Linked DNA regions of Mus musculus: region 1 is linked to region 2. A link is a loop called in an ENCODE intact Hi-C map of the cell type or tissue named here. Cell type or tissue: left cerebral cortex. All regions are shown on one strand. Links, peaks and the distances in the headings refer to the core of each region. The heading gives the core; the rest is flanking DNA. Region 1 holds the start of Gm51652 (a long non-coding RNA gene). Region 2 overlaps Cep350 (centrosomal protein 350).

What was found. A loop is a pair of places that touch in the nucleus more often than their neighbours do. Peaks named below come from ENCODE experiments on the same cell type or tissue, not always from the same donor. Only the 100,000 strongest peaks of a DNase experiment are listed, where the experiment ranks them.
Region 1: a loop joins it to region 2, with 2.2 times the contacts of the local background. A loop is called at or near these places in 6 of 42 quality-filtered maps.

What each region holds. Positions count from the first base shown.
Region 1 is chr1:155,865,066-155,881,171 of GRCm38, reverse strand. Cep350 (centrosomal protein 350) reads left to right here. Exons shown (of 38, transcript NM_001039184.1): 29 at 2,054-2,262; 30 at 5,706-5,850; 31 at 9,103-9,263; 32 at 12,365-12,501; 33 at 15,050-15,132. It overlaps Gm51652 (a long non-coding RNA gene), which reads right to left and starts at 15,050. Exons shown (of 5, transcript XR_003948067.1): 1 at 14,992-15,050; 2 at 531-642. Gm37383 (a long non-coding RNA gene) reads left to right here. Exons shown (of 2, transcript XR_003948068.1): 2 at 1-290. It also overlaps the pseudogene Gm36934. In left cerebral cortex, for the core only: no CTCF peak of the experiment used is centred there; no DNase peak of the experiment used is centred there.
Region 2 is chr1:155,911,064-155,927,169 of GRCm38, reverse strand. Cep350 (centrosomal protein 350) reads left to right here. Exons shown (of 38, transcript NM_001039184.1): 13 at 615-756; 14 at 2,433-2,605; 15 at 4,670-4,856; 16 at 11,519-11,721; 17 at 12,291-12,454; 18 at 15,172-15,282; 19 at 15,894-16,034. Among named protein-coding and RNA genes, the nearest start is that of Gm37383, 33 kb to the right of the region's middle. In left cerebral cortex, for the core only: no CTCF peak of the experiment used is centred there; a DNase peak (open chromatin) is centred at 8,000.

The DNA of each region.
Region 1 (16,106 bases), core at 6,473-11,472, 47 kb after region 2:
AATGTAGCTGTACAAATCTACATGTAAGTAAATCACAGGTGGCCACAAGTGGTTTGACCATTCCTTTTCTAGACCATTTCAGAACATGTGAAGTTAAATAATCTAGCAACAAATGATGCATAAAGAAAACCAAAAGTTTTCTTGTGGTCTCTCCCCAGCTTCAGCTGGAAGGTAAATTAAAAATAGCTTCCTTCGTTAAAGCTGTTCATTAGGAACTGTTGGACATGTGTGCAGCATGTGACTAGGTCCGTGGAGGAAAGCTTTCTCAGAGCTGCCCTTTAGCTCATCAAGAGTAGCCAGCTTTTGAGTTTGGACTACTTAATAAGGTAAAGATGATATAAGCAACAGGGTCAGGAAAAAAATAACAGAAGCCAAAAGCAGTCAGCATGAGTTCATTGTAGCAGCTAAAGCTCACTCTAAGCACGGCTGAGTCACATATTTAAGTGTCCATGGCTGACAGACCTTTGGAAACAGCCAAGCAGAACCCTAAGGAAATCACTAACAACTTGACTGTGGCCACCAACAGTTACCTTCACAATGGAGTCTGCAGGGAGCCTTTATCTTGCAGCTACTCACTTCTGCAGAAGTCCAGTGGGGCACAGTGACAACCAGGGAGGTGGGCCTTCAGCTCATGGGATCTAGCTGGGTGACAAGCACAGTACTGTTTAGGTAAGAACTTTATTATCTAGTAATAGGGAGCTTAAAACGTTAAAAGTAGGAACACGACGGATGTCTACAAGCAGGAGTTCAAGAAATTTACCTTCCTTTCATAGAGTGCTGTTCAATAAGTAAATGTTCTTGAACTTTTCTGAAACCTTCATTTTTAGACTAATGTACCAAAACAGTGAGTTTTTTCTCAACAAATCAAAGGTTTTTTTTTTTTTTCAAAATTGAAATGGGAAATTAAGCAATAATGGCTTTTAAAATTTAAGGTTACTATCATCTTGTGTATATATGTGTGTGGTGTTTTAGGACATGTGAGGTTATTATCATTGTGTATGTGTGTGATGTTTTAGTACCTGTGAATGCAGCTCTAGTGTACCATGATGCAGGTGTGGCGGCCAGAGGACAACTTTGGGGAGTTGTTTCCCTTTCTACTGTATATTCTGAGGATCAAACTCAGGTCATCAGCCTGGAGTGACAAGCACTTTTACCCTCTGAGCCATCTCTCTGGCTATAGTGACAATGACTCTTAAGTTGTCTAAAGGTAGACGTTGTTAAAGAATAGATTAAAGAAGTAGTTCACTGTTTGCTATGCTCTTGTCATTGTGCAGTGATGTACTCCCAATAGTTGCACAATGCCACAAAGTCCCTTACAGGAACTTGCTTGTATGTACTTGTGACAGCTCAGGTTCCAACAGTGGCAAGCTTTTTTGGATTTTGTTAAGCTTAATTTCCCATGAATTTCTTAATTGCCCAAGAGGACTTTATGATGTGACACAGTGTTTTGTATCCACGTGTGTTAGCTAGTTGGGCAACCTCTTGAAGTTTAACTAGTACTAGTGAGGAACTGAATGTGTGTGCATGTGTGTGCTTGCCTGTCTGTGTGCCTGCGTGCATGTGTGTACACAGTAGTGTGTGTGTGCCTTGCACATGCATGTGGCAGACAAAGGACAGCCTCGGGTCTCACTCAAACATTCTGTAGTACCTCACTGTATGAATATGGCACATTTGGGCTTCTCTCAGCATGGAAAATGTCGGCTGTATATACTAAGACTTCTCTGGAATATAACCTAGGAGTAGCAGTTTTCGGTCATAAAATATTTGTTTCATCTTTTCAAAAAGCACTAAAATACTTTCCAAGGTGACTGAAGCAGTTTCCAATTTGTGAGTTATAACTGCTGTGCAGCCTCATATTTAGCCAGCCATCACCACTGGATATACATGATGAACATCTGTTCTCCGATGGTGTCAGCCAAAATTGCTAATGAACAGACTTTATTAGAAAATGTTAAATAATGTGGTTTTACGCTGAAAACAAGTCTAAATGTAACAAGTTTACTTCTTCATCGACAAAGATTGGACACTTTTTGTTTTCACCCTGTGTTTCTAGGAATAGCAAGTGAAGAGGGATCACCAATGCCTTCTTACTCTCCGAGGAACAGTGAAAGTTGTATTCCAGAAGACCTCGGCAGTCCTTCTGACTTATGTGTTCCTTCTGAGGCTAGGGTACAGGCACAGCCTGGGAGTCCAGAGCACAGCACACTTACTGAGGAGATGGTTTTTTCACAGGAGCTGGAATCTACCTCTCCTAGCAAACATGTGAGTTAATGACTCTTCATATCTTAAAACTGGCTTAGGGAAGCCAGTGTGCTACGAAGGTACTACTAATAGTTGTAGTATGCCTGTTAAGGGCAGCGCTGACACCCGTGCTCGTAACGTGCAGGATTTGACATTTGGACAGAAATAAAGCTTTTAAAAGGCTTACATTTAAAAGTATATGAATTTAGCTTTAGTAGCAGTCAAAATTATACTCTGTCAAGTGTAATAATATTAAAGAGATAGTACCTTAATTAGAGTTACTAATGCTGTAATGAAACACCATGACCAAAAGAAAGCTGGGAGGAAAGGATTTATTTGGCTTACATTTCCAAATCACTGTTCATCATCTAAGGAAGTCAGAGCAGGAACTCACACAGGGCAGGAACCTGGAGGCAGGAGCTGATGCAGAGGCCATGGAGGGTGCTGCTTACAGGCTAGATCCACCTGCTTTCTTTCTGAGCTCAGGGTAGCACCAGTGAGCTGGGCCCTTCCCCATGAGCACTAATTAAGAAAATGCCCTACAAGCTTTCATACAGCACTATCTTATGGAGGCATTTTCTCAGTTGAGGTTCCCTCCTCTCAGGTGATTCTAGGTTGTGTCAAGTGGACATAAAAACCACTTAACATGGGAAGGGACTTTTAAAGTCTATAAGAGGAGCAGTAAGCCGGCTCAGTGGGTGGGTGAAAGGGTGTTAAGCCTGGCTTTGATTCTCAGGATAGAGGCAGCTAACTCTCACATTCCCAGAGTTTTCCTCTGACTAGCATGTGGTGTGTGTGTGTGTGTGTGTGTGTGCGTGTGCACATGCTTGTGCACGAATATACATAAGCACACACATACACACAGAGAAATGAAGATTATTTGTGCGAACATGACAAGTTCTTTTGCAAATCTGCTTTGTCTTAGAAAGCATAAAATCTTTAAAACATACCAAAGTGTCTTTGCTATAATTTAGTTAGTAATTGCTAGTTCATAATCAGAGTAAGAGTGATGATTATATTGCTTTAAAATATTTTAAATGAATTGTTTTCAATTATTACACTGGGCATTATTAGAATAATAATATTCTTCTGTATTTCATAGAAAGATAAAAACTCAAACTTGCCTGTTTTTAAACTGATTTCTACAAGATTAAGACATCAGCATAGCAATATGAAACACTAACAAATGTAACAGTAAAGCTTTTTTACTGAAGAAAGTTACATATGTGCTAGTGTGCATGTTTCTGCATGTAGAAGTCAGAAGACACTGGTAGGAGTCAGTGCTCCCCTAAACCACATGGGCTGCAGTCAAGCTCAAGCTGTGGGTCGGCAACAAGTGCTTGACTCTGCTGAGCCATGTGACAGGCCCTATTAAAACCTCCTTCATTTAAAAAATATGGATAGAAATATCTATGGCTAGAATTTTGTTTTAAAATTGTTACTTTATGTATATGGGTGTCTGGCTAGCATGTGTGTCTCTGCACCATTTGTGTGCCTGGTACCCAAGGAAACCATAAGAGGACATTGGCTCCTGAAACTGGAGTTACAAATGGTAATGAGCCACCATGTGGGTACTAGGATTTGAATCTAGGTCCTCTGCAAGAGCATCCTTAGTCTTCAGAATGAGAACCTGGCTTAAATTATATATAATATTGAATATATAGACTATATATAAATGTAATATAATGAATTATAATTAAAATATAATGAGGCCCAGTATTCTTATGCTAATCAAGAAATTGCATTAAAGAAGAAAAAGAAAAGGGTTTCATTTTCTTTTCACTTAATATCCTGATTGCTGCCCCTACTCCTAGTCACACCTCCCACAATCCCTCCTCCACGCCCCCTTCTCCTCTGAGAGGATGGAGTCCCCCCTGGGTATCACCCAATTCTGGAACATTAAGTCTCTACAGAGCTAGGCATATCCTCTTCCACTGAGGCCAGACAAGGCAGCCCAGCTAGAAGAACATATCCCATAGCCAGGCAACAGCTTTTGGGATAGCCTTCTGCACTAGTTGTTGGGGATCCACATGAAGACCAAGCTGCATATCTGCTAAATATGTGTGGGGAGGCCTAGGTCCAGCCTGTGTATGTTCTTTGTTTGCTGGTTTGGACTCTTAGAGCCCCAAGGGTCTAAGTTAGTTGACTCTATTGGTCTTCCTGTGGAGTTCCTATCCCCTTCAGGGCCCTCAATCCTTCCCCAACTCTTCATAAAAGTCCCCAGCCTTCAATCCATTGTTTGGCTGTGAGTCTCTGCATCTGTCTGATTCAGCTGCTAGGTGGAGCCTCTCTGAAGACAGCCATACTAGACTCCTGGGTGCAAGTATAACAGAGTAACATTAATAGTGTCAGGGATTGGTGTTTGCTCATGGGATGGGTCTCTAGTTGGGCTGGTTATTGGTTAGTCATTCACTCAGTCTCTGCTCCATTTCTTGTAGACAGGATAGATTTTTGAGTTGAAAGTTTTGTGGGTGGGTTGGTGTCCCTAATTGCTCCATTGGGTTTCCTGCCCTGGCTATAGAAGATGGCCTCTTTAGGTTCCATATCCCCAATGCTATGAGTTTTAGCTAGGGTCACTCCCATTGATTCTTAGGCGCCTCCCCTATCCCAGGTCTCTGTCTCATCCTCTAGATGATTCCCACCCCTGCCAGGTGGAGATTTCCATTCATTCTCATGGCCATTTGGCCATCCCTCATGTCTTTCCCCACACCTGATCCTGACCCCCCACCTCAGTCCCCTCTCTCATCCAGTTCCCTTCTTCAATCTTCATCCTACAAGTATTATATTCCCTCCTCGTTTGGGCCTTCCTTCTTGTTTAACTTCTCTGAGTCTGTGGAGTGTAGCATAGGTATCCTGTATCTTATGGATAATAACCACTTATAAGTGAGTACATACCATGTGTGTCCTTTTGGGTCTGGGTTACCTCACTCAGGATGATATTCTCAAGTTCTATCCATTTGCCCAAAAAATTCATGATGTCTTTGTTTTTAATAGCTGAATAGTATTCCTTTAGGTAGATGTACCACATTTTCTTTATCCATTCTTTAGTTGAGGGACATCTAGGTTGTTTCTAATAATGTTTTTTAAACTTCTTTTTTTTACCTTTTGTGAAATTATAAAATAGTGCTAAAATTTAATGTATTCAGTTATTATATAAATTATTAAATTTAATGCTTATTTGATATGAAAATGTTATACTTTAAAAAAAGAGCACTTGCTGCTCTTGCAGAGAACCAGGTTCAGTTCCCAGCACCCACGTGGCAGTAACTGTAGTTGCAGGGGATTCCACAGCCTTTGCTGCCTCCATAGGCACTAGCTGTGCTCATAGTGCACCGCCATACAGGGAATAAATAAATACATTTTAAAATGTTGTAATTGTTGTCTTTACTTAGTTATATCTCAGATTTAAATATAAGTTCAGTTGTATGACAAAATAATTCCTGTTTATCTTTCTGTTTGAACAGTCACCTCCCAAAAGTTGCTTATCTATGTCAAAGCAAGAATCTAGCAAAGCAAGTCACAGGACTGAAGGACACTGTCATCTGCCTGTCAAGTCTCACCAACCCTGTTACAGTTGGTCAGATGAGTCACTGTCTATGACACAGTCAGGTAAGGTTACAGTGAGTTTCTTCTTTTGTTTTTGAATTCTCTTTAAGCTTTGACCACATGCTAGCACTCGGTTATCCTTTGTTGCTTTGTATGGCCAAGATTAATTCATATAGCACAGTGGTTATCATTGATAATTACATCCTTGATTCCACAAATTGTGACTAATTTTATCCTCTTGTGTTAGTAGACATTTATTTCTCCAAACATTTCTTTCCGTCAGTCCATGTCCGACAGTGATTGTGTGTTTCTACAGCACTCTGGACTTCAGTGTGCCATACGTGCACAGCACAGCTGGTAGATCAGCTGGCTCACCAGGTCTGGATTGAACTCCTGGCGGCAGGTTCTGTTTTCTTAACGTTTGTAACACCAGTGCCTCATAGGTACTGTTGATTGCTGCATGTGTGGGTGTGTATTAATTTTTTTCAATGAGTTATTAGTAACCATGAGGTTAGAAGGTTGTGGGACAGGATAGCACAAATCTCAAAGGAGCCATGCAGACAAACAGAAGCCTATGGATGGCAATAGGAGCATTCTGGGTTTTTAGACCTCTCCCTGATCATGTCTCAGTTGGATGTTGATTTGAAAGACTGAGTAGCTTCTCCATTGCAAGGCGTCAGGGGTTTGTTGGTCTTGAGAAGCATAGCTAAAGGGAAAGTGTTGTGATTATTAGAATTATGAGGAAGTGAATGCAATATCGAGTATTGCCATATTAATTATATTGATAAGCATATATTGCCATTTGAACTCATTCTTTTTTTGTTTGTTTGTTTGTTTTCGAGACAGGGTTTCTCTGTGTAGCCTTGGGCTGTCCGGGAACTCACTTTGTAGACCAGGCTGGCCTCAAACGCAGAAATCCTCCTGCCTCTGCCTCCTGAGTACTGGGATTAAAGGCATGCGCCACCATGCCCGGCTGAGCTCATTCTTAATTTAAAAGACATTAGTGTTTGTTTTGTTGTTTTGTTTTGGAGGATTTTGTTGTTGTTTTGGTTTTTTTTTTTCTTTTAAAGTAAAAATGGTTTAGTTGTTTCTATGAGAGGAAGTGGACTGGGCAAGAAGTTTGTTTAATCAGGGGAGTACTTGTTGCAAGTATGAAGACCTTAGTTTGGTTCCTAGAACCCACGTGTAAAGGAAATGTTATTAAAGGCATGTAATGTTATAATGTAACATGTAATAGTAATAATAATGTAACATGTAATAATGTAGCATGCAATGTTATAATGTAACATGTAATATAATAATGTAGCATGTAATGTTGTAATGTTAGTCCTGGGCAAGTGGAGATGGCAGGTGCTTGGGGCTTGTTGGCCAGCCAGTCTAGACATGGTGTGGGGATAAACCAGGTCTCAGAAAACAAGTTGGATGTGCCTGAAGAAAAACACCCAAGGTTGAATGCTGGCCTCCACCAAACACATCCATGTACAACCGCACACATATGAACCGCCCCCCACACACACACACAATTTTTAAAAGGTAGATAATATACCATAATTGAACTGTTTTCCTTGTGATTGATTATCTAGATATTCTTAAATGTTCACAGTTTTAAAAATATATTGATTCAAAATCATGTGGAGAGCAAAGTTTACATGTGGTCTCCTACATTTAACAAAGTAACATCTCAACTTTAAAGGCATATAAATAACTCTTGAGGGTTTTGTTTATTGTTGTTTTGTTTTGTTTTCAAGTCAGGATCTCACTATGTAGCTCTGGTTGTCCTAGAACTCACTATGTAGATCAGACTAGACTCAGACTCATAGAGATTAGCCTGCTTCTGCCTCCCGAGAACTGAGATTAAAGCTGTGTACCACTACACCTAGCTTAACTCTGTTTTTTGAGACAGATCTCATGTAGGCCCGCCTGGCCTCCTCCTACCTTCCCAGGGATGGAACGACAGGCATGTGCCATCTTTGCTTAGAAGCATGGAACTCCTCAGGCCAGAGAAGTTGATGTTAGGAAAGATGATTAATTTAACCCAGACTACAGCAAATGAATATAAAGCCCCAAGTGCTTAGAGCTTTTAATCTAAAACCACTTATTTTCTTCAAAAGTTAAGAGGAAGCCCATGAAGATGATGCTCAGATGCCCTCCTCCTGACACTGCTGGTTTTAGGACGTTACGTCTGTGCTTAGAGATCATGGGAACTTGGCTTTTCTTTGGAGCCCAGATATTGGGTTCACACCATTTTAAAGAGACAGTACTCTTTCTGCATTTCAATGGTTTCTTAGGTAACTTAATCTGAGATAACCTAGTCTCGGGATGCAACGGTGCACATCTGAGTCTGAGGTTTCCAGTATGAAATTACTGAGTGTATGGAAATGCCATCAGTGTGTGATTCTAAGAGGTGTGGGAAAACTCACTTGTGTACTGTGGTATCTCTTTGTGCAGTGAAGTAAGCAGTGGCATTGAATGCTGCCTGTTTGTTTCCTTAGCCTCTGTAGGACAGGTTATAATGCGCTGCCTGCCTCCCTGTGACATTGCCATGACTAGGCCTCTAATATGCAGAAGTAAAGTACTGGGGAGAAACAAGTTTTCATCAGGTTTACTTTAGTACTTTGTAAAGCCTTCAAAGCAACAGTAGGGCATTTCTCTTTATTGTATGTGATAATAAGACTTCAGTTAATGATTCACATTCAAAAATGTAAAATTCTATTTTATCCTAATTTGACTTTAAAAATATAACAGCATGTATTAATATCTGAGGACAATTATATGAACATCTTGCTACCAAAAGTAAATTTTTACAGAAAGTACAAATTTCACTAACATAAAAATTTAAACTTTAACTATGTATCTTGCTAAGATATGGTTTTTCAAAGTGTACTTGCACTTTCAAATAGTGAGCTGACAGGATTGCTCAATGGTTTAGAATCCTTGCTTCCTAGCCCTGACAACCTGAGCTCAGGCCCTGGGACTCACAGTAGGAGAGAACCAACTCCCACAGGTTGTCCTCTGACCTCCACACATACATCCATACTTATGCACACACACCATACACACACAGGCACAGTTGTCACAGTAATTATAAATAAAAGCAAACGAATAGTACCATTAGAAATCAGAAAGACAATTAGTAAGACTAAAGCAAAGGGAAGATCTTGGGAAAGCAAGCATGTATTTTATTAATAACATTTTTCAGTAGCTCAATTTTAAAAATTTTAAATATTAACTTTAAGCATTATAGCTTTTCCTTATTAATTACTGAGTTAATTTTATTCTTTGTTAAAATTAATTAGAAGGTTTTGCTTCTCTCAGAAACCACATCTGACCAGAGTGACATTGAAGGGAGGATCAGAGCTCTGAAGGATGAGCTGCGGAAGAGGAAGTCAGTCGTGGAGCAGCTGAAGAGGGAGCAGAGGAAGAGACAGAAGGAGAGACTGAAGGCCCAGGAGGCCAGTCTGCTCAGACAGCTGGAGGTGAGAGGGGGATGGGTCAGTGGGCAAGGTTAGTTCCTGCCAGAAGCTCAGGTGTTTACTGCTAATAAAGTAGTCATGTAGTGCACATTTTATCATCCTTAAGAACAAATCCGAAGATATCTACAGTATTACACTAAATATTAAATACTAAAATAAAAAATTTCCTGATTATGGTACTGGCCAGGCAGTGGTGGTGCACACCTTTAATCACAGCACTCTGGAGACAGAGACAGGAGGAGTTCTGTGAGTTCAGGTCCAGCCTGGTCTACAGAACGAGTCCCAGGACAGCCAGAGCTACACAGAAAAACTATGTCACAAAAAGATTATGGTGATAAAAAAGATTATAATCTCTTAAAAACATTAAGATGGATGGATAGACAAATAGATAGATTTAGATATTCACACTGTTGTTGCCAGTCTGTTCTAGAAAGAAGGCCACACGACCCTTGGGCTGTTTTTGGACAGCTCTTAATTGATAGCTGCAGTCGCTTCCCTCCTAAGCAGCCTTCCGTGTTCTGCCTGATACGAAACCTGATTTTGCTGCTGTCCTCCTCCTGTCTCTTCCTATAGTCCCGGTTCCCTGATGTTCTTCTACCAAGGCCCCTTTGTTCTATTCCCTTCCTGCTGCCATTAGTCTAGGGCCTGGCTCGGGTTCTGAGGCCCCTTATCTGTATTATCTGTACAGTCTCTTGGTTATTACTGCCTCTGGCTGATTTTTCTATATATCTCATCTCCCTCTGTCTCTTTCTGTCTGTCTGTCTTCCTCTCCCTCTTCCCCTTTTTCCCTGCCTCTTTTGCCTTTCTTCCTTTCCATTCTTTCCTTCCCCCAGCCTCCTCTGCCTCCCTACAGCCTCTCCCTGCTGCCCTAGCCTCCTTGCCCTAAGTCATGGTATTCATCATAAAAGCCATCTGAACTCCTGTTAGGACAGCAGTCTGTCCTCATGTCACCGCTTCTACCTGGATACTTTCAAATTTTCAAAACATTTGTAACTGTTAGGCCTTCAAGCTTACCAAGTGTGAGAAAGTGCATTGCTGTGTTGAACCAAATTATCTGTCCTTTTAATTTTTACCCATTGAGTTCCTTACGAAATTCAAATGGCTATTTTTATATAACAGGAACTCGGATAATTGAATGCATTTTCTTTAATCCTCATAGGAGTGAAGTATGGGTATTACCTCTGAGTTTCAATAAGATTAAGGATCCAGGGACACACAGCCCACAAATGATAAAGGCAGGATTTTTATTTATTTCTAATTCCAAATTCTATGTTTTCCCATGAAAATAGGCCTTTTAATAAGTGTGGAAATAATAAACATCCGCATGGGTGCATCACATGCTGACAGAGCAGGCGTGGTAACTAGTGTTTTGAAGTCAGAAGAGTGGTTATAATAAATAACCAGCCCTAGATAGCCACACATTCTTATAATCAGCATAGAAATCTGAAATAGAAATGGGAGTTCAAATCCACGCTGACCCACATAGTGAGTTCCTGATCATTCTGAGCTATATACTGCACCTCTAGCTCTAGGGAATTTAGAATAAGCAGTGGCTCTACTGGGAGTTCATGTAGGAAAGCAGTGGGAGAAAGTTTAAAAGTGGAGGTGACATTCAGGAACTTAATGGCTAGACTAAGAAATTTGAGCTTTATCTGATTAGTCATGCAACTGTGAGCCATTAAAGTCATACTGGAAATAAATTACGAGTCAATAATGTTGCTAAAAAATGCTCATTGTTATAATCCTAGTACTCGGGAATTTGAGGCAGGAGGATCTCAAGTTTGAGCTTAGTCCATGCTACATACTAAATCCTGTCTCAAAAAAAAGTTACAAAGTTGTAAAGAATATTTCATTGATAGAAATGTCCAGAAAAAGTGCCACATGATCCATCTCACTCAGCACTTGGCTGAATAGCTAAGTACAAATGAAAGGGACGTTATGTCATAGAGAAATAAATATACATGGCAATTTATATGAAAAAAGATTTATTGGTCACAGATTTAATAAACTACATTAGATCGGTATTTCTTTCAGATCTGAGTAGCTATACCTTCTATAAAGACCTAGCTAGATGGCCCAGCATGCATATATGTTTAGTTAATGATTAATACTAAAATTTGTCAAATCATTGGTAATTCCGATGAAGGTAATATGGAAGATAAGAGTTATCTACCTATTTAGTAGGGATTTTAGTCCAGACATTAAGAATTTGTAATAATTAGCAAGGATCCATCCATCATTCTTTCATTCTCTAAAGATGTATTGACTAGAAATCTTTTTAGTCTAGTTTAGGCCAGACATAAATACAGCCTGAATAAAAAGTGCTGAGCTTTTTTGAGCTACTACACATAATAGTTACACAAGTGAGGTTAGCCCTCCAAGTGGAAGAGACATGTACTAGAGAGACGGTCCATCTTGAATGCCATACTAGTGATAGTTACGATGTATTAAAGTTCTGGTGGTTAGTAAAGAGTGGGCATTTTAATAAGCAGGCAGCAGTGGTAGTGATTCTGACCTTCTGACTAGTTGTACTCAATTTCCCCTAACTTCTATTTCTTAAGAAATTTACAGCCAGTGAACCTCAGAAACAAAACAACATACAAGGCAGTGTTGTAACTCAAGTCTTTAGTCCCAGTACTAGGAGGAGGCAGAGGCAGATGGGTCTCTGTGAATTCAAGTCCTGCTCTACATAGTGAATTCAAGGTCAGCTAAAGCTACCAACCTCAATCACCAATGCACACACCCCAAAGCCACAAAGTAATAGTGTCTACTGTAGAAAATAGCATATAACAAGTTAACGATTTCAGCGTGCCTGGGTGGTTATCACTCATAATATTTTTGGATTGAAACTATAATTTCTTGCTTCATTTCCTATAGTGGTGAAGATGTGGCGGGGAGCAGGGAGGGAATCTTTATAGTCTGTCTTTTTACTAGTTGAATATTTAAATTACGCTATTTAAAAATTTTAAATATTCTTATGATTTAAAATACCCTTTAGCAAGCGCAAGGCCCTGGGTTCGGTCCTCAGCTCTGGAAAGGGTAAAATAATAAAATACCCTTTAGAACAGTGTGCATAATAACTTCTCTCACTCTTCCAAACGTAGACTTATGATGAATTCATTAAGAAAACTGAAGGTGAACTCAGCCAAGATCTAGACATATCCCCAACATCCAAATTTCAAATGAAAACTCTCTCCTCCGTATCCGAAAAACCCAAAATCAAGCCACACCCACTACACAGGTAAGAACTTTTAAAACTTACATATATACTGATTTATTTGATAATGGATAAGGAAAGATGTTTAGTAGAAGTGATCTTTTAACTAACAGTAAATGATACAAGTAAAAATACTGTTTGTTTCATGAACATAAAAGTGTTGCACATGACAAGTGCACAGTCACTGAGGAAGTGCAAATTGCACTGTGTATTGTGAACCTGCACCAGGCCGTGCAGCTAGAGCCAGTCTGCGGCACTGCGAAGGAGCAGACAGCTGCATGTGGATCCTTGGAAAATATGGCAGTGTCTTAGAAACACCTGTAATCTTCAACTCCACAACCCTGTGTCTAGAAAATTAGCTTGATAAAATATGTCATGCCAAAAATTTCTGTTTGCACTAAGTATATTTATTATAGCAAACTTTATGTTTATTATGACATTCGTTTATATTTATAAAACATTGGAAATGATCTTTAATTCCAAAAATGAGTGAAATATCTCAGGAAATTATGGTTCTATTCAGGTAATAGAATATTATATATCCAGTAAAAAATATACAAGGGACTAGATAGCAATAGTAGAATATATGTTATACTAGGTTAAAAAGTCAAGTTATAACAGTTAAATGGTTTGGACAGTGGGTAAGAGGCTTCTGAGAAACAGGCATATGTGAAAGCAAAGAGAAGAGAAGCATGAATGATGAAGAGAAAAAAAAACGGTAAATGTGATTGGGTACTGCTGGAGTTCGGAGAGACTGGAGAAATAAGGAAAAGCCACATTGGGAAGGCTTTGTGTGCATTTAGTTTTAGTGGTTCACATTTTACTGTGAGATGTAAGCCTTTAAAGTTGTTTTTAAAGGATTTTGAAGGCTGGAGTGCTCATGGTAGAGCACTTGTATACCATGCACAAGACTCTGGATTTCTATCCCCGTTGGTATAAGAAAACAGGAACAAGCTAAACGCTTTGCTGAGTGTGGTGTTTCCTGCCTGAAATGGCAGCATTCAGGAGGTTAAGGATCATGAGTTCTAAACCAATCTAGGCTACATAGTGAGTGCCAGGTCAGCCTGATATGCATGGTGCAACTTTTATGTATTATCCAGCCCCTCACCTAAGGTGCTGGGGAAATGGCTCAGTGTTTAAGAGCACTGGCTGCTCTTCTAGAGGACCCTGTTCAAATCTCCCACATGGCAGCTCACAGCAGTCTGTAAACCTAAGATCAGGGAGTCTGATAGACCTCTTCTGGCATCTGTAGCCACTGCAGCAGTCATACATTGCAGCAAAACACCCACATGCATTTCTTTAAGAAAGGAAAGAAGAAAGGAAACAAACAGGGCTAGGGAGATTTTTCAGTAATTCAGAACACATACTACACATACTACTCCTGTAGAGGACTCAAGTTCAATCCCAGCACCCAAATTGGAGTTACAACCATCTGTAACTCCAGCTCCTGTAATCTCAGCACTAAGGAAGTAAAGGCAGGCTTAGAAGTTCAAGTCACCCCCTCTACATTAGCAAGCTCAAGGTCAGCCTGGGATACACATAAGCAAATAAAGTACTTATTGAAAGGCTTTATTAATCAGGGTAGTAGATCTTTCTGTAAACCAGCAGTTAATAAGGCTCTTGTTCACCAGCAGAATATCAGCACATTTAGCTTATGTTCAGTCTCCAGCATCAGAAGATATTTGTATTCAGAGAGCTTTCTGACTTTAATATTAAGGAAAGAGTAGAAGAAATAGGCTTAGATGCCAAAAGAAAAGCAGTCTAAGCCAAGCCTCAAATAAACAGCAGTAATGAAAGACGATGATATACTTTAGAAATTTCTAAGAAGTGGTATTGTCTAATTAAAGTGCTGGATGGGAAACAGGAAAACAAGGGCTCCTGTATTTCTTAAGTCAGTTGAGATAGGCTTTCATTATCTTAAAAGCAAAGAGGTTCTTGTGGGAAACTTAGGATTTTGGTTTTAAGTGTTCATTTTGAGATGTTATGATTCATACAAATAGAGTTGTGTGGGTGTCAGATAGAGGGTAGATAAAGCTGGAAACACATGCATTTAGAGAAAAAGGGGATGCAAGTAGTAAATAAAACTAAATAGCAACATTTAAGTTATTATAAGCAAAAGGCAGAAAGCAAACAGCATGGCCAGCAGCTGTAGAGAAGGAAGCTGGTGAACAAGGAGGGGCTGGAGGTGTGGTCAGTGTGGAGCAAGTCACTGGAGGGAGGGAGAGAGAGAGAGAGAATGTGTGTGTATATTCTTTGTTTTAATTTTAATGATTGAGGTGTACATATAAAACAAGGAATATAAAAGACATGCCTTTTGTCTTCAGAGAGCAGCAGGAAAGGAAGTTGAATGGTTAGAAATCTAGAAATATGTAGCTAAAAAGACAAGATAAGCTATCTGATGCCTCATGGTCTCTGCTTGTCTCATTGAGTTTATCCACAGAGAACAACAAGAGTCAGAAACAGAAGTACCTGCTGCAGGGAGGAGGGGGGACTTGTCTAAGGATGCCTGCTTACTGTTGTCAGTCATGCAGTATCTGCAGTACATTTCATCTTATTACTTTTTCCACTTCAGATCTGAAACAGCAAAAACTTGGAAATCTGTAACAGAGTCAGAGCGTTCCAGAGGGTCCTTGGCATCCATTGCTGAACATGTTGGTATGTTACTGAAAGAAAAAAGTGGTGTAGACATAGTGTAAGGCCTACAGAATTCTACCTCTACAAAAGTGAATTTCTGGGGCTGCAGAGATGGTTGAGCACTTAAGAACATGTAATGTCTTTCCAAGTTAGGTTCTTAGCACTTATCTCAGACTGGTTACTGACAGGATTGGATTGTTGCTTACTCTGAAGAGAAACTCTTGGGCTCAAGTCACCCCTTTACCTTAGAATCCCAAGGGCAGCGTCTGTTGGGAACTTATGTTCCCGCACTCAGTTCCTTTTTTTTTTAAAGCGTGCACCACTTTAATTTCAATACTACTATACAGGCAGAAGTTGGTGAAAGCAGTCTACATAGTGACTTCCAAGCCAGCCTATATCATGTGGTGATTATTTTTGAGGCTAGAGAGATGTCTAGAGAGTTAAGAGCACAGGCTACTCTTCAGTGCATCCATGCCAGGTGACTTAAAACTGCCTGAATGTAACTACAGATCCCAGGATATCTCAAGGGATCTAACACCTTGTATCTGAGCCTTCTTTTGCGGTTCCATCTCCTTAAAATTCAAGCTCATTGTAGTCAATCTCTCATTGAAACTCTCCTCCAATAAATCACGGTAGGGTTTGAGACTATCTGCCATAAAGGCAGAGTCAGCATAAACAGTTATTGGTTTCCTCGGCACTGTTGTGGGATCTTCCTCCTCTCGTTGGGGCCGTGGTGTGCAGAGATGATCCTGTCCAGGATTCATTACCAGGAAGTCATGGCTGGCATCCAGCAAATAGACCTTTCAGTCTACACCTCCTAGGCCAAACCTTCTGGTTACTCAGCCAATCTACTCCATCGTAAACACCCTTGAAGTTATACAGATTGAAGTTGTGCTTCAGAGGGCCAATGTAGAGGTTGTGGTAGGGCCAAGTTACTACCAGGTGCTTCATAAGCTTACGTCGTCTTTTAGTGAAGGCCTCCTTGAACAGTGGCA
Region 2 (16,106 bases), core at 5,042-10,041:
CTCTTGGCCTGGAGTTAGAGAGATTGTGAGTGCCCTGTAGGGCATTCCTCTGGATGAGGGCCACAGGTCTTAACTGCTGATCCATCACTCCGTCTTGACCAATTTAATAAGAAAATTGGTTTCACTATTAAATTCTTGTATTAGATCTTCATTAAAATTTTATACCTATATTGAAATATTTGGAGATGAAATATATGTATTTGCTTCAAAATACTCTGTAGGACCACAGAAGAAGAGAGGAATAGGTTGTTTCACTGAAAGTAGCTTGGTTTTTAATTGGTTGTTGTTGAAGCTAGTAATGGATACATTATTTATTTTCATATTTTTCCTAAAGAAGTGAAGACAGCCAAACATAGTGGCGCACGCCTTTAATCTCAGCACTTGGGAGGCAGAGGCAGGAGGATTTCAGAGTTTGAGGCCAGCCTGGTCTACAAAGCAAGTTCCAGGACAGCCAGGGCTACACAGAGAAACCTTGTCTTGAAAAAAAAAAAAACTATAAAAGCAAATGAAAGAATCCCTTGTTTATGTTAGTAACATGATGTTATAGAATGCTTTGCTTATAGTTTAAATTTTATTTTGTATTAACCATACCTCAATTATTATTTTTTTAATAGGGTTTGAAGACAGGGGAACATTGGTATCACGGCCTTTGAATGCCACCGCAACCCCACTCAGCAGCGTTTCCTATGAAGATGATTTTGTCTCCTCTCCAGGAAGTGGGACACTGACAGAAAGGAAGTCAACTCTTGAATCCCAGTAAGAATTTGATAGCAAATCTGGATACAGATAAGGGCTCCGGTCAGGATATAAGCCACATCTTAATTGTTGATACATATAAAGGCTGTGTAACGGGCCAGTCATGGGCTCTGGGCGCAGACTGCCTGAGCTGACTTGATAGTTCAGTTGAGTTCATTGTTTGGTGAAAATCGTCACCTGCTTACCTCCCAGAGTTGTTAGAAATGAACAGTCAGTAAATGTTCTCTGTTTTTTTGAGATATGGTCTCATGTAGCCAAGGATGACCTTAAACTCTTGATCCTCCTGCCTCCAATTCTCAAGTGTTCTGGGATTGCCTGCGTGTGCTGCCACACCTGGTGAGTGGAACATAGAATACTTATAGCAGGACTTGGTACATAAGAAAGAGAATACAGATTATAAGTCAGTCTGTGAGTTCCCAACAGAGGATAGCATTGGGAAATGGTCTTAATATAAGAAATATAAAAAAGTTGTTTTTTGTGGTAGATTGAGGAAAATCAGGTAGACATTTAACTTTATGATCCTAAAAATACTTTTTTTTTTAAATCAAGAAAACGTCTTGATTTTGGTATACAGTAAACTTCTAAGCTTTGAAATAATTGATTATAACAACTGATGATTATATTGAGCCCTTAATATGCAAGGCACTGAAAGGATGGGCTTTGCCTGTATAACTCACTTTTATAGTAGCCTGATTTGGGAAGGAGTATTCTTAGAATACCAGGTTTAGACAGGAAATTGAAGAACAGAAGTTAAATTGTACAAAATCACAAAACAAATTTGACTTTTCTAGAGTTTCTCCCCTAAATTTTATTACCATGTAAATTTATCATTCTCCATATTCAGTATTTTTTATACCCCTATGAAATTATTAAATAACCTTATAGACATTAGTTCTGCTAATTTTCTACTAGCTGGAATAGTATGAATATTCATAAAAGTATAGTAGGAAAAATATAGTTTCAATTTTGAGCCTAAAGAAAAGATTAGATTTTTAAATTAAGGTCTTTTTAAGGATTTAATTAATGTCATCAACCAATATTATTTAATACATTTTACTATTAGGTGAAAGTAGAATATATTAAAATTATTCTTCTGTATAAGATTATCAGAGGAAAAATAATTATGCTGAATGAAAGTATAAGCTCGAGTAGAAACTGAGGCCACAGTTTCCCATCGTCAACATTGTATTTTTTCTCATAAATGTCTGAAGCATTTGTTTTTTTTTCCATCTCTTCCCCCCCCCCCCCCCCCAGGGCTTGTGTAGCAAAGGTTAGCTTTGAACTTCGGACCCTCTTCCCAGTTTATGGTGTTCTATAGACCAAACGCAGGGCTCATGCGTGCCAGGCAGAGCCTGCCAACTGAGCTCCGACTCCAGGCCTGAGACATTTTATTTGGTTTTACTCCAGTAAACAACTCATCTGAGTAATAAACTGAGCCATAGAGAATCTATTAAAATGGATAAATTTACAGTAGTTGTGGGACATTCCTGCCACTAGTTAGTTTGAGTACCTTTTGTTGTAAGTTTGTTTTGTTTTTGTTTGTTTTTTACTCAAGAGTAAGCTTTGCTTTGCCATCTGATCTAGGTACTCTGAGCTCCTTTGAAACAGAATTTGTGATTTTCTTTTAATTTTTAATTTTTATTTTTTGTTAACTCGTATTTCTTTCTCCTTGGCAGAGTTGATGGTAGCAGCTTGGGCGTTCAGGAGGAGCATCTGAGCAGACAGTTTGCCTGTGACCTTGCCTCTGTGGATGCTACCTCCCAGCACTCCTCGGGAGCTCGCTCTGCTGGGTCCACTCGCTCCTCCTCAGCTTCTAAAGGGAAGAAGGGGAAGAAAGACAAGATGGACTGTGAGTGGAGTCCCACCTGATGGCTTCTCTCTTCTTCATAGTTGTGTGCTAGTGACCTAAAGTTATAGTTTGGTTCTTCAGTTAGGAGATGAATTTATTTATGATAATGTAATTAGCTTTTACATTTGTGAAATATCTTTTGCTATATAACATCAAACTTTTTAGTATAAATTTTTCAATACAGACAAAATACATAATTAAAAATTTAAGAATTACAGATGCTCATTCAAGAACTCTATAAATCAGGGCCAGCACACTCTGGAGATGGCTCAGTAGGGAAAAGCAATGGCTGCTCAATCCTGATGCCTGAGCCTGAGCCTGGAGCCCATGCAAACGTGAAGGGGAGGACACATCGTCATCCCGTGACCTCTCTCTCTGTGTGAGCAGTGGCACTCTTCTAAGTGTGCAGTTGGCTCTCCCACACACAAATAAATAAAATACAAAATTTAAAAGAAGTATAAGTCATCCATAATCCATTTGTTCAGAGGCAGCTGCTATCATTGTTTTTGATGACTTTTTCAAATATATACATGAAGCCATATCTTTATTTTAAAAAGAAATACAAATGATACTGCTCTGCAACTGCTTTAAAAAACCCAACTTGGTAATATATCATGTACATTTCTAAGCATCATCAAACATAGTCCTCAAGTGTCCTTCCCTGTAAAGCAGACTGGAGTTGATAGGGTGATCTGAAGAGCATGGGTGTTTAGTGGAAGTGATGTGTGCTCCATGGTACTTAGCATGGTAGTTGGACCTTTTGGCACTCAGTGCTTGATATACCTGCTGATGTATATAGTTCCACTCTGTTAAATCACTCCGTGAGCATGTGTGTATGTCTGTGGAAGTCAGTGTACAACTGTGGTGGGTTTAGTTCTTCTTCCACCTTGAGACAGACTGTGCATACAAGAAGCTCACTGGCCCATGAGCTTCTGAGATTCTTTTCTTCCATCTCACTGTTTAAGAGCTGGGATTGCAGATACGTGCTACTATGCTTGGTCTTGTGTGGGGTTAGGGGATCCCAACTTTCTTGGTTGGGCAGCAAGCACATTACCCACTAAGCAACCTCTCTAGTCCCATATTTATTCTATAGACCTATAAGTAGGGAGATACAGAGGTCATGCAAAAGCTTCTTGTGCTCACATAATGGTTTCAAGCTTGGGAGTGATTTTTCATATATATATATGAAAAAAAAATATATATATATATATATATATATATATATATATATATATATATATACACACACACACACACACACACACACACATTTCCTAATTTCATATATATATATATATATATATATATACACACACACACACACACACACACACACACACACATTTCCTAATTGAAAAAATAAATTGTGCTTATTGACTTGAAAAATATGAGGTGGAATAGGAATATGGGAAGAAACTAACTGGTCAGTATAGGAAATTATATTTAAAAAAAATTAATTGGCCATAATTTTTAATGTAAAGATGATAGTGCTAACATTTACAATTTTATTTTGGTGAAATAATGCACACATAGCTGGATGTGGTTAGGCATCCTTTAATCTTCACCCTGGGGAGGCAGATGCAGTCTGGTCTCTGTGAGTTTGAGGCAGTCTAGTCTATATGGTGAGTTACAGCGCAGCCAGGTCTATAAAGGCCTCGTCTCAGAAAAATCAAAATAATAATAATAATGCCAGCATGGGCTTGAGATACCATCTCATTTAAATCATTTTCACGTTCAGTGACATTAAGTCCACATTTGTATCATGGTGACTGCCACCACTACCATTTCCACTCTTCCTCCACAGCTACTGACAGCCACTGCTTCTGTAAGTGTGACTATTCTCTACTTCACACAAGTAGAATAACCAGACTGTGGAATTACAGACATGTGCCATATGCCTATTTTCTTAAATGGAGGCAGAAAAATGAACTGCTTTATTTTAGATATGAAAAATAAGTCTTAAATATAAATTAATTTAAAATACTCTGATCTGTAATTTATTTTACTGAAATTTTTTTAGTAAGTCTAATGTTGGAAATTTTCTTACAAAAATTTCCTTTCCAGGGTTGGATTCCCTCACTGGAAGTGCTCAGAACCCACTCATTGATGAGGAAAAAGTACAGTCAGACTCAGAACGCGGCTCCCATCCAAGCAGGAAGCTTGGGACTGGCAGCAAACTTGCTGTTGGAGACTCTGAGCAGACTCTGGATGCTGAGAGCACACTGGAAGACCTGTCTGGGCACTCTGTGAGGTAAAGCCCTGGATTCTTTATGCTGCTATTTGTATATATGGAAGTTAAATCTATTGTTCAGTGAATTTGGTAAATATCAGCTTGGCAGTTCACGGTCATGTCTGAGCTGGGATGGGCTGTTGACTTTCTGAAGGGCACTGTGTATACTGTGTAACTTAGTTCACAGCTGTATACTTTGTTTTGGTATGTGGACATTCCTCATTGCAATTGTTAAAACATCTCTAGTAATTATTTGCCTCAAGTACAAGCCCTTTTTCTCTCCTGACATCATCGTCACACTGTTCTTGGCTCAATCTTTTGTATAAGCATTTGCCTCTCTTGGGGTTCATGAGGTGAGCTACCCCACAGAGAGATGCTTAATAATCTAGTCCTCCTGGAGTGTCCCCATCAGAGCACCGCAGGGCACCTCATGTCTACATACTGTGTTCTCAACTCCACTCTTCCACTTGAAACACAGCTGTGCAGTGTCCTTCTCATCCATCTCACTGTTGAAATTATTTCTTCCTCCACACTGATCATGGAATTTGTATACCTGTATTTTTCATTCTTTTAAAAATGTTTTAAAACTGTGTGTGTGTGTTTGGGGGGAGGACATTTGTGGTTTACTTTCCGTGTGAGGAGGTGAAAGGACAATTTCAGGAGGAGTCAGTTCTCTCCTTCCTCTCTGTTTCTCTCCTTCCTCTCCGTCTCTCTTGTATGGGCCATGCTGGTTCTGTTCTAACATTAACATCAAGCTGCTGTCCCCTTGAGCTTCTAGTGGTTCTGCTGTCATTGCCGTTGATCTCACTACAGGAGTGCCGTGCCATTCCAGCAGTTTCCCCCTCCTGGTACCTCCCCCACAGTTTCTCATCCCATTCCCCCTCCCCCTTGCCACCAAGATGTTCTTCCCCCACCAAACCTCCCCCTACCCTGGGGCCTCAAGTCATTCGAGGATTAGACACATCTCCCACAGAGAGCAGACCAGGCCGTCCTCTGCTATATATGTGCCAGGGGCCTTGGACTGGCTTGTGTATGATGCCTGATTTGTTGTTCAGTCTCTGGGAGCTCACTGGGCTCTGGGTTAGTTAAGACTGATAGTCTTCCTAAGGGGTCTCTTCTCTTCAGCTTCTTCAGTCCTTCCCCTAATTCAGCCATAAGGGTCCCTGACGTCAGTCCAGTGGTGTAAGTATCTGCGTCTGTCTCAGTCAGCTCCTGGTAGGGCCTCTCAGAAGACAGCCATGCTAGGCTCCTGTCTGTAAGCATATCATAGCATCAGTAGTAGTGTCAGGCCTTGCCCCCCCTCCCATACACCCTCCCCGCCATGAGATGGATCTTAAGTTGGGCTGGTCACTGGACCACCTTTCCTTCAGTCTCTTCTTTATTTTTGTCCCAAAAAGTTCTTTTAGACAGGGACAATTCTGGATCAGAAATTTTAACTGTAGGTTGGTAACCCAGTCCCTCCACTTGAGGCCATGTCAATCTACTGGAGGTGGACTCTCCCCATTGTTGGGCATTTTGGCTAAGGTTATCTCCATTGAGTCCTGAGAGTCTCTCACCTCCCAGGTCTCTTATACTTTTTAGAGGGTCCCCCCATCTCCTAACCCCTGAGGCTGCATATTTCCATCCATACTCCTGGTCCTTTGGGCTTCTCTCCTATACCCCACCCCATAACTGATACTGTTCCCCTTTTCCCCTTCCCCTCCTCTCCCCTCTCTCCCTCAGGTCCCTTTCTCCCTCTGCCTCCCATGATTATCTTCTTTCCCCTTATAAATGTGATTGAAGCATCCTTACTTGGGCATTTCTGCTTGTTAAACTTAAGGTCTGTAGGTTGTATCCTAGATATTCTGTACTTTTTGGCTAATATCCACTTATCAGTAAGTCCTTTTGGGTCTGGGTTAACTCACTCAGGATGATATTTTCTAGTTCTATCTGTTTGCCTGCAAAATTCATGATATCCTTGTTTTTAATAGCTGAATAGTATTCCATTGTATAAATGAACCACATTTTCTGTATCCATTCTTCAGTTGAGGGACATCTGGGTTGTTTCTAGCAACTGGCTTACTAAAGGCAATCTACAGATTCAATACAATCCCCATCAAAATTCTAATACAATTCTTCAAAGACATGGAAAGAGCAATTCTCAACTTATATGGAAAAAACAAAAACCAATACAGGATAGCCAAAACAATTTTCAACAATAAAAGATCTGCTAGGGAAATCACCATCCCTGACCTCAAGCTGTACTACAAAGTAATAGTATTAAAGACTGCCTGGTATTGATACAGAGACAGAAAGTTCAATCAATGGAATAGAATTGAAGACCCAGAAAGAAACCCCCACACACCTATGGACACTTGATCATTGACAAAGAAGTCAAAACATACACTAGAAAAAAGAAAGCTTCTTCAAAAAGTGGTGCTGGTCTAACTGGTGGTCTGTTTGTAGAAGAATGAAAATAGATCTGTATTTATCACCTTTCACATAGCTCAAGTCTAAGTGGATCAAGGACCTCAACATAAAACCAAATAATACACTGAGTCTAATAGAAGAGAAAGTGGGAAAGAGCCTTGAATGCATTGGCACAGGGGGACATTTCCTGAATAGAACACCAAGGGTTCAGGCTCTAAGATCAACCTCATGAAACTGAAAATAAGAGAATGTAGGAAGAGCCTCAAACTCATTTGTGCGACACTGGACCTTGCCAGGAAACTTGGTAAGATGGAGCAGATCTTAGTCCCTGGGATTTTGGGGTTCACACCTGAGACAATAGGTGGCCTCCTGCCCCTGCCAGATTCCTGGCCTAGAGCATGTGCCCCACTTCCCACATAAGGAAACCTGAGTTCTCCATGCTAATGAGGTACCTAGAGGCCCTCAGGGTTTAGCCAATAAGCTCCAGCTCCCAGACATTTCTCCCTGAAAAGGGTATTGAATCTGATCCACCCTGAGAAGTTGGTTTGCATCCATTTTTCACGATGAACAACCAATAAACAGTTTGAAACCAAAGACCATCTCTTTCATCTACCACCATGGGGAGCAGGGAGAAGACCTTCTCCTATAGAGCCACAGTCTAAATCTCAGTAGACCTCTCTGTGCTACCACACAACTGCCTGCCAAGCTGATAAGCTAAGCTGCAGCTCTCAGCCCACTGTTCAGCCTGCACTCTAGCAGCAAGTGGGTGTCCGGGGAGTCAGGGAATACCAGCTTCAGCTTTCCCATATCTCAGAGTGCATTTTCCCACCCCTGGAATGGTGTCTCGTTGCTTCCTTGAAGCCCAACACCCACAGTTTTGTCTCCCCCAATGGCTATGCCCTGTGGCATGACGGAATACCTTTCCACACTCATTGGCACACCGGGAAATTTCCTGAGCAGAATACTAATGGCTTAGGCTCTAAGGTTAACTGAAAGAACCTAGTGGGGAAACAGGTAATAAGGACACATGCTCCACTATGTTTCTAGCAGCCTTATTTATAATAGCCAGAAGCTGGAAAGAACCCAGATGCCCCTCAACAGAGGAATGGATACAGAAAATGTGGTACAATTACCACAATGGAGTAATACTCAGCTATTAAAAAGAATGAATTTATGAAATTCCTAGGCAAATGGATGGACCTGGAGGGCATCATCCTGAGTGAGGTACCCCAATCACAAAAGAACTCACATGATATATACTCACTGATAAGTGAATATTAGCCCAGAAACTTAGGATACCCAAGATATAAGATACAATTTGCTAAACGCATGAAACTCAAGAAGAACAAAGACCAAAGTGTGGACACTGCCCCTTCTTAGAATTGGGAACAAAACACCCATGGAAGGAGTTACAGAGACAAAGTTTGGAGCTGAGACAAAAGGATGGACTATCTAGAGACTGCCATATCTGGGGATCCATCCCATAATCAGCTTCCAAACGCTGACACCATTGCATACACTAGCAAGATTTTGCTGAAAGGACCCAGATATAGCTGTCTCTTGTGAGACTATGCCAGGGCCTAGCAAACACAGAAGTGGATGCTCACAGTCAGCTATTGGATGGAGCACAGGACCCCAATGGAGGAGCTAGAGAAAGTACCCAAGGAGCTAAAGGGATCTGCAACTAACCAGTACCCCCCGGAGCTCGTGTCTCTAGGTGCATATGAATCAGAAGATGGCCTAGTCGGCCATCACTGGAAAGAGAGGCCCCTTGGTCGTACTTTATCTGCCTCAGTAAAGGGGAGCGCCAGGGCCAAGAAGTGGGAGTGGGTGGGGGAGCGTGTGGGGAACTTTTGGGATAGCATTGGAAATGTAAATGAAATAAATACCCAATTAAAAAAAAGAGATGAAGAAAAAAAAATAGATTCTGCTCAGTTGTTCAGTTGTTATGCGTTAAAGCTGTTAAATAAATCTAATAGTCCTGTCTTCAAAAAAAAAAAAAAAAAAAAAAAAAAAGAAAGAAAGAAAAGAAAAGAAAATGAAATCTAAGTAAGCTTAATAAATTCTCCATAGTGGGATCTGTGTCTCGCTCTTCATCTGTGCAGAGTCACAATGGATAAAGGAATTTGAACCTTGTAAAGGAGGAATATAATTTAAAAAAAAAACTTTTTTAATGTATTTGAGAACACTGAGAACTTAACTTTTTGAAATGATAGTCTAAGTGAATCATCTCTGCCAAGCAAATATAAATTCATCTTGTAAAACCATACAGTGAGTTATAGAGTCCTTTATTTTGTTTGATGTGGTAGAATTCAAAATGAGAATTCATGTTAGGAACTATAAATCAAATTGACTATAGTCTCCTATGCTTTCCATGGCTCAGTTTTGGTCAACTGTCCTTATAAAATATTAGGTGGGAAATGGTAGAAATAAATGACTTCCTTCTTTACAGTACTATTGTTCTGAGTAATTACGTAGGATTCAGGCTCATCTTCCATGCGACTCGTCTTTCATGCGACTCAGCTCTTGAGCAGTATTTGAGTCTAATTAAACCTTTGTCTATGTAATAATGGGTTCAATTGAAGGGTAGTAATGGTGCTGATTTGTATATGCTAAGAAACACTTTATAAAGTGCTTCCTTTAAGGGAAAGGTAAAAATAATAATAATGGAAAAGATTGTATGCTGAAGTTATGTAGCAAAGAACTACTGTGAGAAATGCTTTATTCCTGAAATTATGGGATGGTAAAAGACTGAAATGATGGGAATGGTAAAAAACAAAACAAAAAACAAACAAACAAAAAAATAGTTTTACTGTAGTGCCTCAAACTCTAACGTTCACAGCCACACCGGGTAGCAAGTAGCAAGTTAAGATGAAAAAGTTAGGCTGGAGAGATGGCTAAGTGCATAAGAGCACTCAGGGCTCTTCCAGAGGACCCGGCTGTGGTTCTTAGCACCCATGTTGTTACTCTCAACTCCCTGTAACTCCAGTTCTAGGGAATCCAGTGCTCTGTTTTGGTCACCTTAGGCTCCTGCACCAGGTCCTACAGAACCATACACTCAGATACACACACATACACAAAATATATATATATTTTTTAATGTACAGGAAAGGCATTAAACATGTATATGTGTAAATAGTGTGGTTTCAGGGATCTGTTGGAGGTACTAAAAACATATCCCCACTGTGTGTGTAGGGGACTACTGTTAGACTCTCTAAGTCATCTGGTAGAGATCTCGTTAAGCCAGTAAATACCTTTCAACACTATTTTTATTCAGATATTCAAGGTAGGCCCAATTTTTGCCTTTGAAATCTATCACTTTTTTTCAGAAGCTAAAAGAAAACCTATTTTAGTTTATTAAAAATGTCTTAAGGGCTGGAGAGATGGCTCAGCCGTTAAAGGCTAGGCTCACAACCAAAAATGTAAAAATGTCTTAATTGCACCAGGTGTGGTGTCCCATACCTTTGATCTCTGCTTGGGAGACAGAGGCAGGTGGATCTCTGTGAGTTCCAGTTCACCCTGGTCTACAAATCGAGTTACAGGACAGCCAAGGCTATACTTGAAAAAACAAAAAACAACAACTATGCTAAATACTTTGTAGATAATCTCTTAATTTATCCACCAAATAGAGATCCAATATAAGTAAATATGAATGAGAGGTGTCTTGTGATGTGTTAAATGCCTTAAGAGTTGTTACAATCAGTTATATGAAGTTACTTAAGAAAAGCTCAGACAGTGTTACAGTATTAAAAAATTCAGTATGCATAGTTAAACATATATTAAGCATTTGGAGATGACAGTATGCAAATAACTTTTTGCTATGACCTTTGGCTTAACAGAGAAAATTAAGAATCATGGCTTTAAAGAAATTTAAACACAAAATGATATTTTATTTGAGGTACATGTTTTAATATTTGTTTCTAAAGTTTTTACACAGTTATATTTTTATTAGTGTATAGTGGCTGTCTTAGGTTTTGCTTCATAATGGAATGAATGAACTGTGCTGTATGTGACTTGTTCAGTGCTAGTTTAGTCAATACGCTACTTCACTATTTTATTTAGAGGCCGTTTACCTAGCTTGTTCAACGCCGTGTATCTAGCAACTAGAGAAGTATTCATGCGATCCAGTCAAGCAGTGACTGTGGATGACTCCTCCATCATAGCTAGTATTGGTAAAGTTAATTCATGTTGGTAAAGAAAAAATGTTTGTTATTCTTTCTGATTACATGCTTCTTGGAATAGTTTCTCTAATGTCTTTATGCAAAAACTTCTAGTGGCTCTTCAGACAAGGGAAGATCTCAGAAGACTCCAACTTCTCCCCTATCTCCAAGTTCACAGAAATTGTTACAGTTTGACCTTCCTGGGACTTCCTTAGAAAGATCTAAGTCCTCAGTCATAGTACCTCCAACTACAACTGGATTTAAGCCCACTGCAGCTTTTACTGACGTGAATAAAACAGAGATGGCTTCAGCACCAGGTAAGCAGATTCATGCAGGTAAAAGTTTGAAAGTACAGGGTCCATATAACTCTGCTAGTGGAGTGCAGGCCTAGCCTGGGCTCACCGGACACCACATAAATCACACGCAGGATGCACACACCTCAGTCGAGGCAACCGAGTGAGTTAGGTGAGCTTGGGGTCCATGAAACCATCTGTCAAGAGAGAGGTAGAAACTAACAAGAAAAACTGCGAACTAAGTGGTAGGGAAATGTTACTTCAAGTTTATATGATTACTCTTTTAAGTATTGAGCAAAAACTGTGTAGAAATTAAATATTCAAAAGCATACGTTCAACAGTGTTCATTTTTTCCATGTTGTCATCGTTAGTCAAAACTCATCCCCCAAATATTATGTTTCATCTGTAGGCATGTAATATGTATATAGACATGCCCATAAGAGAGAAAAAGAAGTAACTATTAAAATACAGTATATTAGTAAGTCACTGTCTTTAGTACAAAGAAAAGGTAGATTTGTCACGTGCTCATAAAATGAGAGCTGGTGTTGTGGTTTTGTGTGAGCCTTTTGATTTAACGATGCATCTGTGCCCAGGTCCTCAGCGTTTCTCTCCTGCTGGCCTTCAGCATCGCATGGCTGCAGAACTCAGTTACCTGAGTGCTCTCGAGGAGTCAGTGCGCCAGCTGTCCGACGTGGAGAGAGTTAGGGGCATTGCCCTCGCTCAGCAGGAGAGTGTATCTCTGGCTCAGATCATAAAGGTAGTAGCTGAATTTTTGTAATTTGTTCCTGTGGTTTTCTTCTTTTCTTTGTGTTTAGAATTACCCTTAATGAGTTTTGTTTGGTAAACAAAACAAAACAAAACTTTCAAGCTAGGCATTGTGGTGCATATGTTTAATCCCAGCATTCAGGAGGCAGAGGCAAGAGTCTTTCAGTGAGTTCAAGGCCAGCAAGGTCTATATAGCAAGTTCCAGAGCAGCTAAGACTACATAGAGAGAAACCCTGCCTAAAAAAAGAAAAAAATTCAAACTTCCAAGGAGAATTAAAAATAGTCTGTATATTACCTATAACTAACAAAAGAAAAACTGTCACATGGATTACTAAAAAGAAACTGGAAGCCTGATTTGGTAGAGGACACTTGAATCTTATCATTTGTGAAGCTGAGTCAGGAGGATCAGGAATTTAAGGTCAACTGGAGCTCTGTAACCACACTCTTCCTTAAAGGCCAAACCAAACAAACCAAAACAATTGGCACCCCCAAGAGAATTGAGAATTGAATGTGCAGCCGAGCTGGAGAGCGCCATCTCAGTCACTCTGTCACATGCTTTGTTTTCCATGTCTTATACTCTGCTTTAATAACTGAAAATGAACGATTGAATTAATGAAGATTAATGATAACAGTCACCTTTTTTTTCCCTGAAATTGACTACGTTTCTCTGGGTGGTGGTTGTTGTTTTGTTTTGCTTTACTTTGTTTGTTTGTTGGTGGTGATTTTTGTTATTGTTGTTCTTTATATTTGTTAACATTTGTTATTATTTATTTAAAATGCATTTGTCTATTGTATGTGTATAGTCTCAGGCGATCAGAGGACAACTCATGAAAATCACTTCTTCCACCATGTCGGTCTTGGAGATTGAACTCGGGCTGTAGAGCCCGGCAGGAAGCCCCTTTCCTTGTTGTGTGATCTTGCTGCCCCCACTTTATTTGATTTTTTTTTATGCTTTATTTGAACTAAGCAAACCAACCAAGGAACCATTTCTGAGATCCAGATGTTTTATAAAACAAGGATAGTGTGCACTGTAACTCAGCACATCCAGAGGTTAACCAGTGTTCTCCTTTGTGGAAGCTCTAGGGCACCATTTTTATTTTATTTTACTTAGGTATTACATTCAATTAAACAATGCAGATTTTAGCTGTGCAGTTTTAATTAATGTATATTTCTCCACAACAACCATCTAATCAATAGAAAACTTCTCTCATCCCATGCCCATTTTCTGTTAATTCCCAGAGGGGTATTCAGTCCGTTTTCTTATGCTATGGCTTATTTTTTGTCTCTTCCAGAATTATATATGTATATTCATGTTTATTTCTAACTCTATTATAGTTTATTTTATTCAACATAAAGCTAGAATTTATGTATGACATTGTATTTTTGCCTAGTAATAAACCAGTGATTAGTAAGTAGGTCTTAATTGTCCATGTATTTTCTTGTTGGTTGATATACAATATATTTTCATTTTTCTTGCATGAATACCCAGGATTATTGCTTGGGTCATGTATAAGCACTTAAAACTTAGTGAAAAACTCTCATATTGTTTTCTAAAATGTGGGGTTTTTTGTTGTTGTTGTTGTTGTTGTTTTATTTTTTCTGAGACAGGGTTTCTCTGTATAGCTCTGGCTGTCCTGGAACTTACTCTGTAGACCAGGCTGACCTCGAACACAGAAATCCTCCTGCCTCTGGTTGCTGGGATTAAAGGCGTGCGCCACCACTGCCCGGCTTCTAAAATGGTTTAACATTGAATGTTTGGCCTCACTGCAGTAGAAAGACCATACTGATCATGGGTTTGGAATAAGCATTGAGTCTGGCAGTTCTTAACAAAGTAGACATCAATCTCTTTTTATGATTCATGGGCCATATTGAAAACATCTAGGGACTTTGTACTGTTGCAGTAACTGGATAACACTATTGTTAATTAGCCAGGGTAGGCAGGAATCCTGAATCCCTTTACAATGTGAAACAGTTACATACACCCACATACATGCTCACAGATACACAGATTTCTTTTCCATGCCATATTATAATTTAGGAAATCCCATTATATAACTTCATGTATAGGCTAACCACCTATAGGGAACCATGCTATTTAGTACCATTCCAGAAGAGATGGAACATATATACTTGGAATTAACACAGTATGGAATAATGGTGTCAGAAAGGATTTTTTTTTAAACCTAAAGGAGGCCTTTAGGGAGGCAACATTTTAGATGAAGTTGCTCCTTCAGAAACAAAGTCAAAATGATGAGAACTGAGACATTAATTTTATCTTCACATACATAACTTTAGTAAAATCGAAGAGTTAGATGGTATAGTTTTCTTTCTAGCCAGCTTTGGTATTCTCATAAAATTTCTGTATAGAAATAGTGATACATGGTAGATAGCCACTAAGTCCTGCCAGTGAACAGTAAGATGTCTGATGACGTTAGAGTGTGCTACCTTTCCTTTAGGCTTGGTGTTTGGCACCTGTCACTTACATTAGGAACAACACTGTGAGTCTAGTATGGTGGCTCATGTTTGCAATCCTAGCTCTTCAGGAAACTGAGACAGATTGCCTGTTAGTTCGAGGCCAGCTTGGTCCATAAAGGACCTATTTGAAGAAAACAGGAGGGAAAATAGGGAACAAAGCAATGTGTTGACTGTAGCAGCTGTAATAACACATTTTATGCTGAAGAATTAATATTTGATCACTTTAATTGAAAGGCACAGCAGCAACGTCATGAAAGAGATTTGGCCTTATTGAAGCTAAAAGCTGAACAGGAGGCTTTGGAGTGTCAGAGACAGTTAGAAGAAACCCGGAACAAAACAGCTCAGGTAATTTGTTTCCTGGCAGATGGTGGTTTATTAGACCTAAAACTTTATTTATTTATTTATTTATTTATTTGAAGATTTATTTATTTGAAGATTTATTTATTTGAAGATTTATTTATTAATATATTTAAGTACACTGTAGCTGTCTTCAGATGCACCAGAAGAGGCCATCAGATCTCATCATGGATGGTTGTGAGCCACCATGTGGTTGCTGGGATTTGAACTCAGGACCTTCGGAAGAGCAGTCAGTGCTCTTAACCACTGAGCCATCTCTCCAGCCCAGACCTAAAACTTTGTATTTAAAAAGTGACTGGAGAACTCATTAAGCATATAAGTGTAAAAAAGAAAGGTGGTAAATAATGTTTAGTCCTTTATATGTGGTAATTTCATGGCATTTGAGTTATGTAGCAAACCTTTGAAATAAGTAGTCAAAACTCAGTCCCAGTTTAGAGAAGCGGCAACCACGGTGCATAGTAGTTTATTACTTACAGACCCATTAACTGTGAAATCCAGGTTATAGTCAAATGTATTTTTCATCAAGTATGAAACACATTTGTAAGTTAAAATTAAGCTACACGGAAGGAAGACTAACCCCTAAGCGTTTTTATTTATAGGTCCATGCAGAATCTTTACAGCAGGTGGTTAAATCACAAAGAGAAGTGACTGAAGTCCTCCAGGAAGCAACTTGTAAAATAGCAGCTCAGCAATCAGAGACCGCGCGCCTCACCACAGATGCAGCGCGGCAGATCTGTGAGGTGAGAGCCACTGGAGCCTTTGTTCTCAGCCATCCTGGATAACTAAGAACTCGTCTGGAATGGGTGCCTAAC